Regions from separate parts of the Homo sapiens genome. Here region 1 is linked to region 2. A link is a contact called in ENCODE Hi-C or POLR2A ChIA-PET data. All regions are on one chromosome and are shown on one strand. Each heading gives the region's core, a stretch centred on a gene start or an enhancer-like site at or near the end of the contact. The rest is flanking DNA. Distances are from core to core; before and after follow the strand shown.

Region 1 (3,324 bases), core at 176-2,675, 88 kb after region 2:
ATAACATTGATATTCAATTTGCTAATATTTCTGGAATTTTTGTATCTATGCTCATTAAAGAGAGAGTGGTCTGTGATTTCTCAAAATGACCTGGTCAGGTTTTGGTATCCAGTTTAGTGTGGACTTGTAATACTAGTTGAAAAGTGTTTGCAATAGCACTTTTGAGGTTTGTGTTTTTTGTTTTTGTTTTTGTTTTTTTGCTTTGAGACCGACTCTGTCTCCCAGGCTGCAGTGCAGTGGCACGCTCACTACAACCTCCGCCTCCCGGGTTCAAGCAATTCTCCTGCCTCAGCCTCCCGAGTGGCTGGGACTACAGGTGGGAGACACCACGTTCGGCTAATTTCTGTATTTTTAGTAGAGACGGGTTTCACGATGTTGCCCAGGCTGGTCTCAAACTCCTGAGCTTAAGCGACCCACCCTCCTCTGCCTCCCAGAGTGCTGGGATTACAGGCGACGGCCACCCAGCCCGGCCAACTTTTGAGATTAAACAATGCAGTTTAACTGCTTTACTCTGGATTTTAATTGTTGGCATTAATAATAAATTCTACTCTGCTCAACTCTGTACATATAATTACCTCATCTCTACTGCCATTGTCCTTAGCTTCTGACATCTCATCTTCCCCATCTTCTACCTCCTTTGGGGAAAGACTTATTTTCTTCAGTTCACCTTGACCTTTTTTCCTGCTCAAAATAGACAAGATTATTATTAGGCACATGACAAGGCCTTCACACATTCCAAGCCAGGCACGTTTTGTCTCTGGTATTTCCAACAGTAAACTGGCATTTGGAATAAACTTATGTTAGGCCTCATCTTAACTTTTAATTTTCATTTGGTATCTTTTACTCACACCAGCGAACAGAAAAACAAATACAAAAGGTGATTTTTGATGTTGTAGGTGAGGTCTCCCATACCTCTTCTTTTGCCACAATCGATAAGTGGAAACTCCTTAAGAAAAAAAAAAAAAAAAAAAAAGACAAATTCCCAGGAATTCCTTCCTATTCCTCTCATTCTGATCCGTCACGTGTTTTCAAGTAACTGTTTAAAAAATATATATATAGTTCCACTACAGACTACTCAAATGGAAGCACATTGGGCCAAAATACAGGGGACAAAGGGCCAAAAACAGTACCTGCAATTCAAGTACCTTTACTTCGCCAGTCAGATAATTCTGTGAACTGGGTCAGCGTCCATCACTACCCCCACCAGAATTCAGAACACACATGAGTCTATAACCCTCGCTGCCCACAGCAGCCCTTGTCCCTAACAGGTTTTCCTTTAAGGCTGTCGCGGTGCGCCCCTGCAAGCCACCGCGCGTGACGGACGCGGGCACGACGCCTGGGGACAGCCCGAAGAAAACCGCAGGCGCCGACACGCTGGTGACGCCCTCTCAGCTATTGCCCCAGATCCAAGGCGCGCGGGGAAGACGGCCACGTAAAGATACGGCGCCCTGGTGACTCCGCCTCGCCCAATCAGAGCCCGCGCAACCCCTGAACCAATCCTGAGCCGCGACCCTGGGAGGGGCGGGCGGTGCGGGAGCCTGGGGGCGTGAGTCTTGAGCCGGGGTGGAGGGGGGGCCGCACGTGCTGCGCCTGCGCGTGGAGCGGACATTTTGCTGCGGTCTAGCGCGGGAGGCGGGGTTTTGGGTTCGCTGGTCCAGGTGCGCGCGGTGTCCCAGGTCTTCGCGCCAGGTTGGCGCGGGAGAAGGCCGAGGTGCCCCAGAGTTCGAGGAGTTGGTGACGGTCACGCGGTGCGACGCTCCATGGCGGAGGGGCAGTCGGAAAGTGAATAGCACTCGTTAAAAGCGACCAGTCCGTAAGGGCGCGTGTGTCGGCGCCGTTACGGACCCCAGCGCTCGGGGTCGTTAAACCGTTTAAGTCGCGTCCCGCCCAGTGAGGGCTATGTTAGCGTCCTCGCCGTTTCCAGCCGTGAAGGAGGCACTGAGACGACAGCTGAGGGTCTCTCCGTTAAGGCTGTCGCTGCTGTAGGGGCCCTCGCCCGCTGCGTGTTTGTGCCACCCAGCGTACTGGGTGCTTTTTCAAAATTTTATCATGGACGTCTCAAAACACACGTGTGACTTAGATGGTAAAAGTTTCATTTTTCATTTAAAGAAGTTGAGGCTCGGTAGTTAAGGTTTAATTCTCCATCACTTAATACTCTCGTAGTTTTTTGAGTTGGACTGTCATGAACATGTGCTCTCACAAGGCCTCATGGCCATTAACACCAGTAGCCCCAGTAGGAGGATCAAGCTCCTCGGAGTTAGCCCCATGTTGGAACTTGAACAGTGACACTTTGGGGATATTGTGTGTGTTTTTAGGGGATAGGGAAGGGTGATCTTGAGTAAGGAGCCCTGGCCTTATCCTAGCTTCAGAAAGACCCAAACTGGGAAAGAATGAGAATAGAAAAAACAATCTGCCTACCTGTTTTAGATTTGGTACCTCACCAAACTCTTGTTACCTAGCTAACTTTATGAGATTAGCCCAAATATTTTAAGAAAATATTATATATATCTGATCAAGAACAACTGAAGAAAAGGCAAAAGCCCATTTCATTTAAGAACAGATGCAGGGTTCAAATAAAGTATTAGCAAATTGAATCACCACTCCCTGCCAGGAAGTATTATTAAAATCAATAACAAGGACAGGATAAGTCACAAGCAAAATCCATAAATGTGCCAAAATATGGCACCTTGGCAGTTGAGAAAACCACAGAAGCAAGGTCTCTGTAAGTAATCTGCTCCCTCCCATAAAGCAGGGTCATAAAGGAATTCACTGGCCTACCTCATGTGAAGTAGGTTGTAAGACCCTCATTCCAGAGGAGTCTTGTGCCATACCTGGGGAGGAGAAGTGTCATGCAGAGACGCAAGAAAGAATCTGAGCAAACGGGCCATGCCGAAGTCTCCTCCCACCCCTATGTATGACCATTAGATGATGCCCCTTTTGTCCAATCATGTTTCTGCACAACTATCTACTTCTTTCATCAGACTTAGCATAAAAATACAGTTTTCTTTAGGTCATGGGGTCTTCGTTTCTTAAGGTTCCTGTGTCACATAAGACTTTAAATTTGTTATGCCTTTCTCTCATTAACCTTGTTATAGGGGTGTCAGCCATAACCCTTAAGATGGGAGAGGAAAATATTTTCTCCCCTACCAACGAAATGATGACAGATTTGACCACATTACAATTTACAACTGCTGGATGCAGGAGTTTCTATAAACCAGTTTAAAACATAAGGAACAAATTAGAAATATTTGTAACATATACAAAACAAATTTAATATTGTAATATGAATGAAATACAAATCAAGAAAAAAACAAAAATGGCTGA
Region 2 (3,368 bases), core at 664-3,163:
TTGAGACGGGGTCTCATTCTGTTGCCCAGGCTGGAGTGCAGTGGTGCCATCTCGGCTCACTGCAACCTTTGCCTCCCAGGTTCAAGCGATTCTCACACCTCAGCCTCCCAAGTAGCTGAGATTACAGGCACCTGCCAACACGCCCAGCTAATTTTTGTATTTTTAGTAGAGACAGGGTTTCACCATGCTGGCCTCGAACTCCTGACCTTATGTGACCCGCCCACCTCAGCCCCCCAAAGTGCTGGGATTGCAGGCCTGAGCCACCGCGCCTAGCTCCATGGCCTTTTAAATGGGCTCAAGACTTTTACGTGTTGAAAACAAACAAAAACAAGAAACTCCTTCAACCCCATGAACCTCTTCAGCTGTGTCCCTACTCTCATCCCACAGCCACATTCCCTGAGGGAATTGTAGTCTCTGCAGTCCCGTTCCCCAGTTACTCCTCAAGACCCTGCACCCCGCTCATCCAGAGTCAGAAATAGTGGAGAGTTCTTGGTCTTGCTTGGTGTCTGGTCTGTCCTCCCAGCTCTGAACGACCACATCCTCTGCCAACATCAAGCAGGACTTCAGCTGGACAGGATGTGGCTCATGACAGCCACTTTCACATGGTTCCCAGAAGGGGAGCCAAAGGGTAGGAGGTCTCAGAGGTGGCAGCCTTCAGTCTCCTGCGAGAGGGAGAGGAGCCGCTGGTCTTCTCTTCCGCAAGTGACCAGTCAGGAGTCCGAGTCCACCCACAGAGGTTGCAGAAAGCAACAGGGCTTGCTCCAAAAGCCTGAACATCACTGGGGTCTGGGGCTGTAAGGGGGTACCGGGGGGCTCATGAGAGGGCAGTGTAAGTGCCTTCCTGCCCATCTTCAAGCCAGGCCCTGGAGCCAGCCACCTGCCTCAGCAATTTCCCCATTGCCAGTTCCAGGCCAGGTGAGACTCGTAAAATCACTCACAAAGCAGAATGTGTAGTCAGAGCTGGGGAAGCACCAGCCTGAGGGGCAGGAGGCTAAAGTCAGGAGCTGTGTACTAAGCAATTCACACGCTCCCTCTCCCCAGAGAGATCTGGCCTTTGTGCCTTTGTCCTGGCTCCTGGAAGACCACACCTGATGGTTTACCGTTACCCTAATGAGGTGACTCATGATGGGCCCCTGAGGGCGAGAGCTGTCAGAGCAACCCCCGGGGCGAAGAAACAAGCTAGAGACCCAGTTCAACCTCACAGGCAATGATTCCATCACCCTGCCCACAGAGGGAAACTGCAACACAAATTCTGACATCAAAGCCCGGGGAAGCTTCCGTGGTTGGCGGTACTCTGCGAATTGTCATACATCACAGCAAGGAGGAGGTGATGCCACACCCGTTGGCGGTACTCTGCGAATTGTCACACATCACAGCAAGAAGGAGGTGATGCCACACCGGTGGCTGCCAGCTCCTCATCAGGACCCTCCCTGGACTCTACCCTGTGTCTCTTCCTTTGGCTGGTTCTAATTAGTATCCTTTCCCGTTCATAAACATGGGGGCAATAGTGCTGTGCTTAAGGAAGCACCAGCAATTGGAGGTGAACCCAGACAGGAAGAATCCAGCCCCAGCCTTGTCCCGCCGTCTGAGGATGACACCAGGAAGTCCTGACCTCCCAGGACCTGAAGCAGAAGGGCGCTTGGTATGGTGACATGGGCGGGACGGTCTGCCACTGGGTCGACCAGCCCACCTTTGTGATGAACCTAAGTAGATTAATTTCATTTTCTGGGAGGGTGTAGTGGGTGGAGGGCACAGATAGTCAGCCAAAGTATCATCCCAGACCCAAAGAATCAGGGGATCTGTTTGCTTTTTCAATAAAAAGAGATGGGGGTAAGTTTGTGCAGATACGAGGAGCACTTAAAATCACAGGTAGAATAATAGGAGAAGAACAGAATTGTCTGAGTTTAGTGCAAGGAGAGGGAGAGGCCTCAGAGCCACTGGGGCAAACCCCAGCCCTTGCAAACAACGCTTCCTCAACACCCGTAGGCAGCCATGGTTTTTTCGGATGGATCTAGCTTGGGGCAACCACAGCTTAAGGAAGAACTAGGGGTACCGTGTCTTCAGCTGGGGAGCAGAGCCCACAGGCCTGCTGAGCCCTCAGCCTCCAGTTCCCCGGTGGGGCCTTCCAGCTTCACTGCTTCCTCAGAGCCTGTGGGAACATTGCTACCTCCACCCTTCACCATGATTGGTGTGGGCCTTTGCATTATCCTCTGTTAACCTGCAGGTGGTCTTAACCTGGGGTCCACGAATGCCCACAGGGTCCACAGAGAGCATTCAGGGGACTCATATGCATGGATGGGAATAAATAGACATCTTTGTTTTCACCAACCCTTAACTTTTCTTCAAAATTTGTTAAGGTAGTGGCAAAAAACCACAATAGTATTAGCAGTTCTGTGACTTTGTCACTATATCAGTCAGATCGCAACCAGAGAAACACAACCAGCAGGAGGTACAGCCCATGCTCCTGATTCGTGGTGGTTATGTTCTATAAAATCACCACAAACACTGGATTAGTGAATGTTGAAGCTTTGCTCCTGGGAGAAATTAGGTTCCTCCTTAGGTACCTGTGAGGGTCTGGTCACAGTATTTTCTTTCTTTCTTTTTTTTTTTTTGGACCGAGTCTCACTCTATTGCCCAGGCTGGAGTGCAGTGGTGTGTGGTGCATTCTCAGCAAACTGCAACCTCCACTGCCTGGATTCAAGTGATTCTCGTGCCTCAGCCTCCCAAGTAGCTGTGATTACAGGTGTGTGCCACCACGCCTGGCTAATTTTTTTTATTTTTAGTAGAGATGGGGTTTCACCATGTTGACCAGGCTGGTCTCAAACTCCTGGCCTCAAGTGATCCGCTCACCTCGGCCTCCCAAAGTGCTGGAATTACAGGCTTGAGCCACCATGCCCGGCCTAGTCACAATATTTTCCTCAGTCGACCAACGCATAACCTTTTTTTATGTTTGTTTCTGTTTAAAGACACTGAAGTTAATATACAGTTGATTCATTAATTTTTTTTTTTTAGATGCAGTTTTACTCTTGTTGCCCAGGTTGGAGTACAATGACATGATCTTGGCTCACTGCAACCTCCGCCTCCCAGGTTCAAGCCATTCTCCTGCCTCAGCCTGCTGAATAGCTGGGATTACAGGCATGTGCCACCATGCCCAGCTAATTTTTTGTAGTTTTTAGTAGAGATGGGGTTTCACCATGTTGGCCAGGCTGGTCTAACTCCTGACCTCAGGTGATCCTCCTGCCTCGGCCTCCTAAAGTGCCAGAATTACAGACATGAGCCACCACGCCCAGCCTGATTCATTAATATTGGACTCACGGCACCATAACTCACACCTGAATGAAGCTTCTCCAACGCACAGATTTTCTCCC

Evidence for each region. A loop is a pair of places that touch in the nucleus more often than their neighbours do. ChIA-PET counts read pairs that join two places held with the same protein, here RNA polymerase II (POLR2A). Pooled maps may share reads with other maps.
Region 1: a map of endothelial cell of hepatic sinusoid shows a loop between it and region 2 (4-fold over the local background). The contact joins the promoter of LINC00471 here to the enhancer-like site in region 2. A Hi-C loop is called at or near these places in 1 of 168 maps with a recorded cell type or tissue (endothelial cell of hepatic sinusoid) and 1 of 50 pooled maps. POLR2A ChIA-PET finds 5 or more read pairs at or near these places in 1 of 52 experiments (OCI-LY7).

What each region holds. Positions count from the first base shown.
Region 1 is chr2:231,512,952-231,516,275 of GRCh38, forward strand. LINC00471 (long intergenic non-protein coding RNA 471) reads right to left here and starts at 1,426. Exons shown (of 5, transcript NR_199863.1): 1 at 1,146-1,426; 2 at 576-681. RefSeq lists enhancers at 769-1,578, 1,149-1,328 and a silencer at 1,439-1,658.
Region 2 is chr2:231,424,903-231,428,270 of GRCh38, forward strand. No RefSeq gene overlaps it. Among named protein-coding and RNA genes, the nearest start is that of SNORA75, 29 kb to the right of the region's middle. Within about 2 kb of position 1,914, at least 2 of the 41 ENCODE cell types and tissues checked have a DNase peak (open chromatin) inside an H3K27ac peak, as active enhancers do.